Regions from separate parts of the Homo sapiens genome. Here regions 1, 3 and 4 are each linked to region 2. A link is a contact called in ENCODE Hi-C or POLR2A ChIA-PET data. All regions are on one chromosome and are shown on one strand. The core of a region is the stretch at or near the end of the contact, and the rest is flanking DNA. Distances in the headings are between cores, read along the strand shown.

Region 1 (2,737 bases), core at 124-2,623, 180 kb before region 2:
AGTTCGAGACCAGCCTGAGTAACATGGTGAAACCCTGTCTCTACAAAAAATGCAAAAATTAGCCGGGCGTGGTGTCACACACCTGTAGTCCCAGCTATTTGCGGGACTGAAGCAGGAGGACTGCTTGAGCCCAGGAGGTCGAAGCTACAGTTAGCCAAGATAGCGCCACTGCAGTTCAGAGCTTGGGTGACAAAGTGAGACCCTGTCAAAAAAAAAAAAATTGTTAAAGACTAACTCATAAGGATAAAGTAGGAGACACACAATTAAAAAAAAAATTCTGAAAGTAGATGAACAAGTGATTACTGCCTCAGCAGACTCAAGAAAGTCTGATCTCCAACTAAAAAGGAAGGTGAAGTTGAGAACACAATCCTCAAAACGCAATGATAACAAGGAGGGGTGTCTCTAGAATAGGGAACTGGCTGGAGCAGATTCCTAAACCATCTCTCTCCCCTTCAAGCTGCCAAAGGTCTAGTCTCTAGAGGAGGTAAACTGAGGTTCCCTGGACTGGGAGAAACCACGCTCAGTTGTGAAGAAAGGTACTGTACAGAAAACTGAGGATTTAAGTGACGATATACATAGTAAATGCTGTGTGCACAATAAATGAAGCTTTCTTCCACCACTCAGCCACCAGAATACCACCAGCAAGACCTCCATGCTTCAAGCAGGACACAGGAAAAGGCCTTTCCATGCCATCGCTCCTCTAGAGCTTACTCTCGAGGACAGACCTCAAGATACTGACAAGAGGGATTTCCCCCAATAAAAGAGACAATGAAAATCATCCAATGGTTAAGTCAAAATTGATAAGGCCCACCCACTTGCTCAGAGCTTCCAACTGGCTACAGAGTACCACGATGTTAATGAGAAGCAGAAAATTAAGAATTAATAAACATCTGAGGAAGAAATAAAAAAAAAAAAGAATAGGAAGCAGCAACTTAGAAGAAACAGACCATGCACAGAGGAGAAAAAAAAAAACCTGTCATTAATAGCCTCAGAAAAGTAAGAGAAAATACTATATCCAGGACACAGAAACAGGATTTTACTAATTTTTTTAAAGGAAGATTCTAAAAACAAAAGAGCTCTTAGATAATAAAAATATGGTAGCAGAAAGGAAAAACTGGATAGTAGGGTTGGACGACCAAGATAAGGAAATCTTAAAAACCTGAACACATACAAATACCCCAAAAAGAAAAAGAGACAAAGAGGAAAACTGGAGAGAAATGATAAGAATGTCAGAAGACCAAAATAGGAAGTCCAACGTTCAATAAAATCATAGCTCAAGATAAATACAAGAGGGAAAAGAGGAAGTTGTCAGGAGAAGTTCTCAGAATCAAACACAATTGCCAGATTGAAAACGCCCACCAAAAATACCTCGTGGATGAAAGTGGCCCACACAAGGGCGTATCACTGTAAAACTGCAGAACACCATAGACAGCGAAGATTCCGTAAGCTTCCAGCCACAAAGAATCAAGAATCAGTGTGGATTCAGACCTCTCGACAGCACATTGATAAAGTTTCTACTCTCCTTTCCATTCCCTGCTCTGACACTCATTTCATCCTACCAGATTTTTTCATGTGACCTAATTCTAAGAACTGGAAGAGGGCTTTGAAGACTTCAGAAGCTGAAGACGCAAAGTAGCCCATCCCTCTGCCCAGTTTGTTTTATTCTCCCCATTTTGGTTATTATGATTTTTTAAATCCTTTCATTCTTTTCACTCAGAAAGAGGCAAGTAATTGATTTCCTTATGAAGAGGCCAGGCAGTCCATTTTTCATGGCGTTCAGCGTGCACAGCAAATCTAAAACCATTGTCTGGCAAATGCAGCTTGCAGCCGCAATCATTTTTTTCACCAGGTAAGCCGGCTGGCGTATGTTTTTAAAATTTTATTGTTAAGTATTGTCTTTTACTGGTTAAATCAATGATAACATTCTTTACTTTGTGGTTGTGTTACTCAAAACGAGGATTTTTAACAATGATAAAAAATAAAGCTTGTTAGATCATTTTTAATGGTAATGAATTGGTTCCTGAAGATTTGATTAAAGAGAACTAGGCCAATCTAAGCAGAGTCCAAATGAGGTAGAAAGTCCATAGAGAACAGGAAAAAAGGAAGTTGTGGAACCACAGACACAGTAAAAGGAAAAAATTGGCCAGGTGCGATGGCTCACTCCTGTAATCCCAGCACTTTGGGAGGCTGAGGTCGGTGGATTGCTTGAACCCAGGAGTTTAGGCAACATGACAAAACCCCCATCTCTACAAAAAATACACAAACAAAAGACATTAGCCAGGTGTGGTGGTGTGCACCTGTATAATCCTAGCTACTTGGTAGGCTGAGGTGGGAGTATCGCTTGAACCTAGGAGGTGGAGGTGGCAGTTAGCTGAGATTGAGCCGTTGCACCCCAACCTGGATGACAGGGTGAAAGAGACCCTGAAAAAAGAAAGAAAAGAAAAAAAATTATTTAATTAAATTATTTATTTTTGTGACAAGGTCTCTTTCTGTCTCCCAAGCTGGAGTGCAATGGCATAATCATAGCTCACTGCAGCCTCAAACTCCTGGGCTCAAGGCATCCTCCTGCCTTAGCCTCCCAAAGTGTTGGGATCACAGGCATAAGCCACTTCAAGGGTAGATTTTTTTTTCTTCTTTGAAACAAGATTTGGTTCTGTCACCCAGGCTGGAGTGCAGTGGTATATTCTTGGCTCACTGCAACCTCTGCCTCCTGGGCTCAAGCAATCCTCTTGCCTCA
Region 2 (2,700 bases), core at 80-2,579:
TGTCAATAATAGTACCAAATAAGAACTGAATTATCAAGCATCTACTGAATCCACACCTGTATACTAGAGGGGGGATCATCATGTTTTCGGCACTATGAAATAGCTTTACCCAAAGGGGAAGTGTCCCCCTTCCCTCTAAAGGGCTGAGACTTCCTGGAGAGGGCTCTCCATCAGAAATAGAATGCAAGCTATATAAATTGAAACTTCCTAGTAGCCATATTTTTAAAAAGGAGAAAAGAAACAAGTGAAACTAATTTTAATAATGTATTTTACTTAACCCAACATATCCAAATAGTATTTCAACGTGTTATCAATATATAAAATAACTGACATCTTCTACATTCTTTTTCCATACTCCATCTTTGAAATCTTTTGTGTACTTTAAGCTTACAGCGTATTTCAATTTGGACTAGCCACATGTATCCACCGTTTCTGACAGCCTAGTTCGATACTCCAGAGTCCCTAATAGTTAATTCAAGACAAAGTAGGGGAACCAAGTCAACTTACAGCTAAAAATTATGTGCCAGGGCAATAAATTCAGATCCTCAGGAGGCTCTCCCTATTTTACTGTCTTTACTTGGCCAAAATAGGTGCAGACTCGAAAATTAAATAAAAATTTGCTTCATCATTACATTATGGTCAACATTAAAAATGCAGTGCCGCATCTCGCATATTTGATTTGCATTTCCAGAGACTAGGAGTGAATGCGCTTAATTAGGATGACATCAGCTGTGCGTCATTCAGAAGATGACAAAAGTCAAAGCCCTCCTTACAATTTGCTATCTTTGCTTTCATTACGCTCGCCTACGACTTGGTGGCAGAGCCACCCCCGGGGCCTAGGTGTCAGAGACGGTGCTCCCAACTGCCACCCCCAGCCCCTGCCCCCACGCCGGGGAAGATGCAACGAGAAAGGAGGAGGCGAAACCAGGGCCGCCACAAGTCCTCCCGGGACATTCGCCCTCAAGCCTGGCTCGCTCCGATTCTCCCGGCCGCGACGCGTTAAGGCCTCCGCTGCCGTTTGCAGAGCGTCGGCGCCCTAAACCCGCAGACCCCGCGAAACTCAGCCGCCTGGTCAATGAACGTCGCCCCCGAGGCCTAGTCAACGCGGGAGGCAGAGCCAGGCTCGGCGTGGACCCGGGGCCTCCCTCCCCCAACCCAAAAGGCGAACGCCGCCCACGGGCAAGCCGTTAGCGCTCGGGCCGGGCCGCCGCCTGAGTCTGTACCTGCGAAGCGGGCCTGGGCTTCCACGGGAGGCGATGCGGGGGGAATCAGCGGCTGTAGGGCGACTGCGTTCAAAGGGTCCACCTCGACTCAGCTCAAAGACCGTGTGGCTCGTGCAGCCGGCCGGCGCGATTTAAATTTCCCGGTGACTCCGCATTCCGATTGGCTGGTTCGAGCCTAAGCTGTGTGCCCATTGGTGGATTTGAAAAACACGTTGGGAGGGGAGGGAGTCATAGGGCTTGGGGGCGAGTGGGAGGGGGGAAAGAAAAAAAAAAAAAGAGGATGGCATCGCGAGATGAGGGAGCGGCCGGGCGGTGAGGGAGCGGCCGGGCGGTGAGGGAGCGGCCGGGCGGTGAGGGAGCGGCCGGGCGGTGAGGGAGCGGCCGGGCGGTCCCTGAGCGCCTGGCGGGGCGGAGCGGGAGGACTCCAGATCCCGTCAAGCAGCGCGAAGGGGCGGTTCCCTGGGCCGTTCGTGTTTCCATAGGGTTGAAGCGTGCATGGTCCTTGGGCGTTTTCCTGGGCGACAGCCTTAAACAAATACCACAAAATGATTCTCTAAGTCATTATTTTAAAAACTTTGTTGTTGATCTTCATGAAAATAAAAAAATTCTAATTAGTAAATAAGTAATCTTTATAGAAAAACATATTGCTTTGCATTTTTTTCCTATTATGACACCCAAAGTACTCGGCGGGGGTTTCTGGCTACTATGGGAGGGAAGATTTGTGTTATATTTTTTAGTTTAGTTTTTTTTTAATTGCATCATAAAAGACTGTATAGAAGCCGCAAATATGGAAACAAAAGGTTTCTTATGCCTGTTTCTCCAAAAACTCAAGTTTTTTATTTTTAAATAATTTCAAATGCAGCAGAATTGCAAATCTTTATCCAGATTTGCCAAATCTTAACATTTTGCCACATTTGCTATTGCTTTCTCTATACATATATATGTATACATATGCACGCGTGTACATATGTGTGATTTTAATATGTTACTTTAAGAGAAAGTTTCAGAATCATGTCCTTTTTCCTCTGTTTCACGGTGTCTCTCCTAAGAAAAGACATTCTCTTATATAACCACACTGCAGTCATCAAATTCAGAAAAACTGAAATTTCATGCTGTTGTTTAGTATGTAGTGTGTGTTCAAGTTTTTTCAATTGTTATAGTAACATTCTATGCTCATTACACATTTCTGAATTTTGCATTTTTTGCCATATGCTCAAACGAACAAACAAAACAAAGATGGTCAACAGAGCATCAGGATTCTGGGCCATTTTTGTTTCTGCAATTTTTTTGTGTTCTAAAAGATTACATTTTAGAAAAGTTTTCATGGTTTATTTCTTACTATAAATAAATTCAAACAGCAAGTTTGTCCATTTTTGCAGGCATTAATGCCAGCCTCATTCATCGTAAAGCCAGAGTTCATAAAGGGTTGGACCTACTCTTAATCAGCATAATCCCATCCCCCTAAATGCAAGAATGT
Region 3 (2,810 bases), core at 70-2,569, 210 kb after region 2:
GTCCAAATCCTTAATTCCCTTTTAAGTAACAGATATATAATAAAAATCCGAAAGAAACCACATTAGAAATGCAAAGAGGTTTGCAAAACAAGAGGCTTCTTTCATTCCAGAAAACCACACCAAAACAAGGGGAGAAAAATGAATGCAATGGATATGTGTTTGCCAAAGTTTCAATCCTGCCCGGTGGAGACACTGCACTGGCACAAATTTTGAAGAGGAAAAAAAGGGGGTTGGGGGGGGGAGAGAGAGCGAGCGAGTGTGGCCTGCAAACTGCAACAATGCAATCTCCATTTTGAACAATGCGCCTCTTTCCTCTTGTAAATCTAGTTTTTTGCCACTTGATGTGCCGTCGCATTTCCCCTCTGTTTGGGGGGGAGGCGGGGTTGGGGGGAGATCGGAGCAGGATGCACAGCACACGAGTGAGCAAGGGGGGAGGGCAGAGGAGGTGGGGAAGGAGTCTGCAGCAACTGGGCTGGGTGGGTACCTGGAGTGCTGCTGTAGGTACTATGGCTCCTGAAGCTGCTTTCCGTGCAGTAACTGGCGTCGTCGTCGTCGTCTTCCATCTCCTCCGGATAATCGGAGTCATCGTCGTCCTCTTCCATCTCATCCTCCTCGTCGTCCTCAGAATCCTGGGTCTCCTCGGCGTCGCCGTCCTCCTCCTCCTCCTCCTCGGAGACCATGTCCTCCTCTTCCTCCTCCTCCTCGCTCTCGTGGTCATCGTACACCACTTTGTTGACGGCCCTCCGGGCCGCGGTGGTCCGGGCCAGGTGGCCGCCGCCGCCCCCGCCCCCCGTCCTGCCGCCCCCGCCTCCTCGCCCCCCCCGGCCCGGGGCGCTGGTGCTGGGGGGGGCCGGCGGCGGCGGCGGCGGCTTCCTCCGGCTACTGCTGCCCCCCCTGGGCGAGCTCAGCCGCGTCTTGGGCGCCACCTCAGCCTGGGCGGCGGCCCACCTGCCCCGGCTGCTGCCGCGGTGCCGCGAGCGGAGCCCCCCGATGGGTCCGGACGTGGGCGGCGGCGGCGGTGGCGGCGGGGCCGGGGCGCAGCGCTCCGCAGCGGGAGCCGCGGGCTGCTTGGGCGGCCTGCCCCGCCGGCCCCTCATGTCGGAGCCGAGGCGGGGGGAGAAGGAAAGCGAAGGGGGAGGGGCGGGCGCAGGGGGGGCGGTGGGGAGCGCCGGGGCCGGGTGGGGAGGCCCGCGGGGCCGGGCGGGAGGGGCCCGGCCGACGGAAGCGGGTGGAGGGAGAAGGCTCAATCCGAATTGCTGGGGCCCCACTCCGGATCGCCTTCAGCCGCCATCTTGTTTCTTCCCTCTCGCTCGGTGACTGGGGGAACCGACAGCGGCCGCAGGCCCAGAGCGCGGTCACGTGAGCTGCGCCGCCGACGAGCCTGGGACGGAGCGAAGCGGCGCGGCGGCCGCTAGGGGGAGCGCGGGAGCGTCGAGTCGGGGGCGGGGAGCCCTGGGCGCCTGGGCTCGGCACAGCGCGGTGCGGCTGGACTCCGGGCGCGGGTGGCGCGGCAAAACTCCGGGCGCAGGTGGCGCGGCTGAGAGGGGCGCGCAGCTCGCGAAATGCCCGGCGTCAAAGGCCTTCGGAGACCAAAGTCTCCGCGGACCGCTGGCTGGAGCCCAAAGCCGGCCGGACCTCCTCCCCGCGTCTCCCCTTTCGCGGCTCGGAGAGGAAGGCAAGGGAGCCCCCAAATATCATTCCCTTCCCTCCCCCTATGGAAACTGATGCTGAAAGAGCCAGCGAGAGAAAGAAAAAAAAAAGTCGCGGAGAGGGGCGGCCCAAGCGACCGAGGGCACCGGGCAGCGCCAGCGACAGAGGGAAATTAGTCGAGGGGACAGAGAGACAAGCCCCCTGAACTTAGGAAACTCTGAAGCATGGAGCTGGAGTCCAGAAAATGACTCCAATGACAACTGCTCCGGATCTGTGCCAGGAGCCACGCCCCGGGCTGCCACGCCCGGAGGGAGGGGCGCCCTAAGACCTGTAGCGTGGAATCCGCACTGGGAAAGCCTCAGTAAACTCCAGAACGCAACTACTGCACGTTCCAATGTCCCGCCACCTTCCCAGTGCCCCAGCTAGGACTTCGATCACCTCAGCAAGAACTTACCTCTCCTTTGCAGTGGAAAAGAGGGAATCCTGCCTAAAACCTACTTCACGGTGTTAAATGTTTGTATTATCGGGAAATAACCTTAATTTATTGACCTGACAAGTCACTAGGTTTCAGCTTAGCCCAAAGGACGAATCATGATGACATTTCAGGCACCCTCAAACCTTATCACAGCGACTCAACCCTGAGTGGTTGAGGTCAGCTCTTTAGATAAGAGAAAGGTGTTATAAACATATGAATATTTATTGAGAGAAGTGACAACCGAAAAGTAATTTAAAGAAAAATAGTTGGCCGGGCGTGGTAGCTCACACCTGCAATCCCAGTCCTTTGAGAGGCCAAGGCCGGATGATAGCTTGAGGTCAAGAGTTCAAGACCAGCCTGGGCAACATAGCAGGACCTCGTCTTTAGAAAAAATTTGAAAAATTAGCCGGGCATGGTGGTGTGCACCTGTGGTCCCAGCTAGCGAGAGGCTGAGGTGGGAGGATTGCTTGAGCCTGGGAGGTGGATGTTGCAGTGAGCCGTGATTGCACCACTGCACTCCAGCTTGGGTGACAGAGCAAGACCCTGTCTCAATTTTTTTTAAAAAAGATGCTGGGCGCGGTGGCTCACGCCTGTAATCCCAGCACTTTGGGAGGCTGAGGAGGGCGGATCACCAGGGCAGGAGTTTGAGACCAGCCTGGCCAATATGGTGAAACCCCATCTCTAC
Region 4 (2,700 bases), core at 31-2,530, 230 kb before region 2:
TCCACCCACCTCGGCCTCCCAAAGTGTTGGGATTACAGGCGTGAGCCACCACACCAGGCCGCTAATTATGTTTTCATTTCCCCTGATTAAAAAGATTCTGCTTTAAGCTTGTTGACTTCAAGAGGTTTCAGTATAAACCTTATGTAGACTTTCTCTACCCAAAAGTAAAATTATTCTACTTATAAAAATGAGTTGGGCCAGGTGCAGTGGCTCACGCCTGTAATCCCAGCTCTTTGGGAGGCCAAGGCGGGTGGATCACCTGAGGTTGGGAGTTCGAGACCAGCCTGACCAACATGGAAAAACCCCATCTCTACTAAAAATACAAAATTAGACAGGCATGGTGCTGCATGCCTATAATTCCAGCTACTCGGGAGGCTGACAGGAGAATCACTTGAATCCAGGAGATGGAGGTTGTGGTGAGCCAAGATTGCGCCATTGTACCCCAGCCTGGGCAACAAGAGCGAAACTCCAACTCAAAAAAAAAAGAGTTGAGACCATGTACTCTTTTAAGACCTATGTATCCGTAACTAATACAAAATGTGTCCAAACCTTTTAACAAAGTTATACATTTTATACTCCAATAATATGTAATGTAGCTTTTCAGCATTTATTTGCCTTTCCCTTTGCTTAATATCTGGTGATAAAACAGAAAATGGATTCTATGTCAGCATTCTTGTGGCGCAGATTCAAATCACCAGGTGGTATTTATTACATTTAGATTTCCATACTCCAATTCAACTATTGTAAATCAGAAATCATCATGATCCTTCAGCTGGGCGTGGTGGCGCACACCTGTAATCCCACCCAGCACTTTGAGAAGCCGAGGCGGGTGGCTCACTTGAGGTCAGGAGTTCGAGACCAGCCTAGCCAACATGGTGAAATCCTGTCTCTACTAAAAATACAAAAATTAGCCGGACATGTTGGTGCGTGCCTGTAATCCCAGCTACTCGGGGGGCTGAGGCAGGAGAAGCACTTGAACCTGGGAGGTGGAGGTTGCAGTGAGTCGAGATCACGCCACTGCACCCTAGCCTGGGCGACAGAGCAAGATTCCATCTCAAAAAATAAAAATTAAGAAAAAATAAAAAAGAAATCATGATCCTTAGTTTCACAAGTTTGCAAATATGGGGCTCACCAATAGGGAACTAGAGTTTAGAAGCCATTGTCTTTAATTCTTTAAACCGTGGCCAGGTGTTGTGGCTCATCCCTGTAATCCCAGCACTTCAGGAAGCCACGGTGAGTGAATTGCTTGAGCCCAGGAGTTCAAGACCAGCCTGGGCCACATGGCGAAACCAAAATTAGCCAGGTGTGGTGGCTCATGCCTGTGGTCCCAGCTACTCAGGAGGCTGAGGTAGAAAGAGCACTTGAGCCCAGAAGGCAGAGGTTGCAGTGAGTCCAGATGGCATCACTGCACACAGCCTTGGCAAAGAGTGAGACCCTGTCTCATAAAAGAAAAATAGTAATGGTTATGCACATTACTTAAAATGACCTATTTAAGGAATTCAGACATGTTACACGCAAAAATGATCACTGCTATAAGTATACATTGCATTGATAAAAGAGAAGCTGCCCTTGTTTTCAGATTTGTGTTTATATTGCATGTGTCCTAAGTGAGGGCGATCGTAGCGTACAGCTGGGCCAGCCGCCGTTGCATAAGTAAGGAAACTGGGTCCCCCTAGTGTTCAGTTCTCGTTAATGACTCTCTAAAGGTGCAGAACAAGAAAAGTGGCAAGAGAACTTACAACTTCCCTTTCCATGTAACAACTCACCCAAATCAAAACTACTTCAATGACTATCCATTTCCTACATGGAAAATTAGACGGGAAACCTGATGCCCAGAACATTTCACCAAATATTATTGAGAAAATACAGATTGTGGCCATGTATTTGTGTCATTTATATGCCTTTCCAGCAACTCAAGAACAAGCACGCTAACTTCCCTAACAACTTATACACCCTAGAATTCAACCAAAACTTTAAGCACCCTCTCTGCACTGGCACCTCCCATTCTTAGTCCCAACTTTGTCCCTGAGCTCCTGATTTATATCTGCCCGCATGGCAGGGCATGGATATAAAACTAGGCATCTTCTACTTAAAGTGTCCTCAGCAGAACTCTGGATCATCCTCCTCAAACCCACTCCTCCACACATCCAATCGGCTCTCCTTTCTAAATATATCCAGGAGCTGACTGCTTCTGCCAACTGCACCAGGACCCTTGATCCAAGCCAATATCATCTTAGCTGGATTATTACAGTAGTCTTCTAGCTGGCCTGCCTGCTTCCACTCTTGGAACACGCCACCCCCACCTTAATTTTCCATACAGCAGCCACAGTAATCCTCTTACAGCACAAGTCTGAACTAAATCCTTAGCAATGGGCCCTGCATGAACTGCCTGATGGATACTATTACTTTTCCCTCTGCTCCTGCTACACTAGCCTCACTGGCTCTTTTTCTGGGGGGGTTGGGGGGGCAGTCTCGCTCTGTCGCCCAGGTTGGAGTGCAGTGGTGCAATCTTGGCTCACTGCAACCTCCGCCTCCCAGGCTCAAGCAATTCTCCTGCCTCAGCCTCCCGAGTAGCTGGGACTACAGGCGCCCGCCACCACACCTGGCTAATTTTTTGTATTTTTAGTAGACACGGAGTTTCACCGTGTTAGCCAGGATGGTCTCGATCTCCTGACATCGTGATCCGCCGACCTCAGCCTC

The links. A loop is a pair of places that touch in the nucleus more often than their neighbours do. ChIA-PET counts read pairs that join two places held with the same protein, here RNA polymerase II (POLR2A). Pooled maps may share reads with other maps.
Region 1: POLR2A ChIA-PET joins it to region 2 with 8 read pairs in OCI-LY7. The contact joins the enhancer-like site here to the promoter of KPNA2 in region 2. A Hi-C loop is called at or near these places in 4 of 168 maps with a recorded cell type or tissue (B cell, CD8-positive, alpha-beta T cell and naive thymus-derived CD4-positive, alpha-beta T cell), 6 of 37 single-sample maps with no recorded cell type and 13 of 50 pooled maps. POLR2A ChIA-PET finds 5 or more read pairs at or near these places in 17 of 52 experiments (A549, GM12878, H1 and 14 more).
Region 3: a loop to region 2 is called in a map of endothelial cell of umbilical vein, with 24 times the contacts of the local background. The contact joins the promoter of BPTF here to the promoter of KPNA2 in region 2. A Hi-C loop is called at or near these places in 8 of 168 maps with a recorded cell type or tissue (CD8-positive, alpha-beta T cell, ascending aorta, dorsolateral prefrontal cortex and 4 more), 9 of 37 single-sample maps with no recorded cell type and 23 of 50 pooled maps. POLR2A ChIA-PET finds 5 or more read pairs at or near these places in 8 of 52 experiments (B cell, Caco-2, H1 and 5 more).
Region 4: a pooled map shows a loop between it and region 2 (3-fold over the local background). The contact joins the enhancer-like site here to the promoter of KPNA2 in region 2. A Hi-C loop is called at or near these places in 5 of 50 pooled maps. POLR2A ChIA-PET finds 5 or more read pairs at or near these places in 2 of 52 experiments (H1 and OCI-LY7).

The regions. Positions count from the first base shown.
Region 1 is chr17:68,212,272-68,215,008 of GRCh38, reverse strand. It overlaps a transcript of AMZ2 not described here. Among named protein-coding and RNA genes, the nearest start is that of AMZ2, 34 kb to the left of the region's middle. Within about 2 kb of position 1,373, at least 2 of the 41 ENCODE cell types and tissues checked have a DNase peak (open chromatin) inside an H3K27ac peak, as active enhancers do; they include B cell and OCI-LY7, where a contact is called at or near this core.
Region 2 is chr17:68,034,364-68,037,063 of GRCh38, reverse strand. KPNA2 (karyopherin subunit alpha 2) reads right to left here and starts at 1,329. Exons shown (of 11, transcript NM_002266.4): 1 at 1,224-1,329. RefSeq lists enhancers at 797-1,016, 1,036-1,583 and a silencer at 1,547-1,596.
Region 3 is chr17:67,824,012-67,826,821 of GRCh38, reverse strand. BPTF (bromodomain PHD finger transcription factor) reads right to left here and starts at 1,319. Exons shown (of 28, transcript NM_182641.4): 1 at 485-1,319. The coding sequence starts at 1,097. RefSeq lists enhancers at 446-715, 678-1,373, 1,374-2,071 and silencers at 766-965, 1,146-1,195, 1,396-1,465.
Region 4 is chr17:68,262,232-68,264,931 of GRCh38, reverse strand. It overlaps a transcript of ARSG not described here. Among named protein-coding and RNA genes, the nearest start is that of AMZ2, 16 kb to the right of the region's middle. Within about 2 kb of position 1,280, at least 2 of the 41 ENCODE cell types and tissues checked have a DNase peak (open chromatin) inside an H3K27ac peak, as active enhancers do; they include OCI-LY7, where a contact is called at or near this core.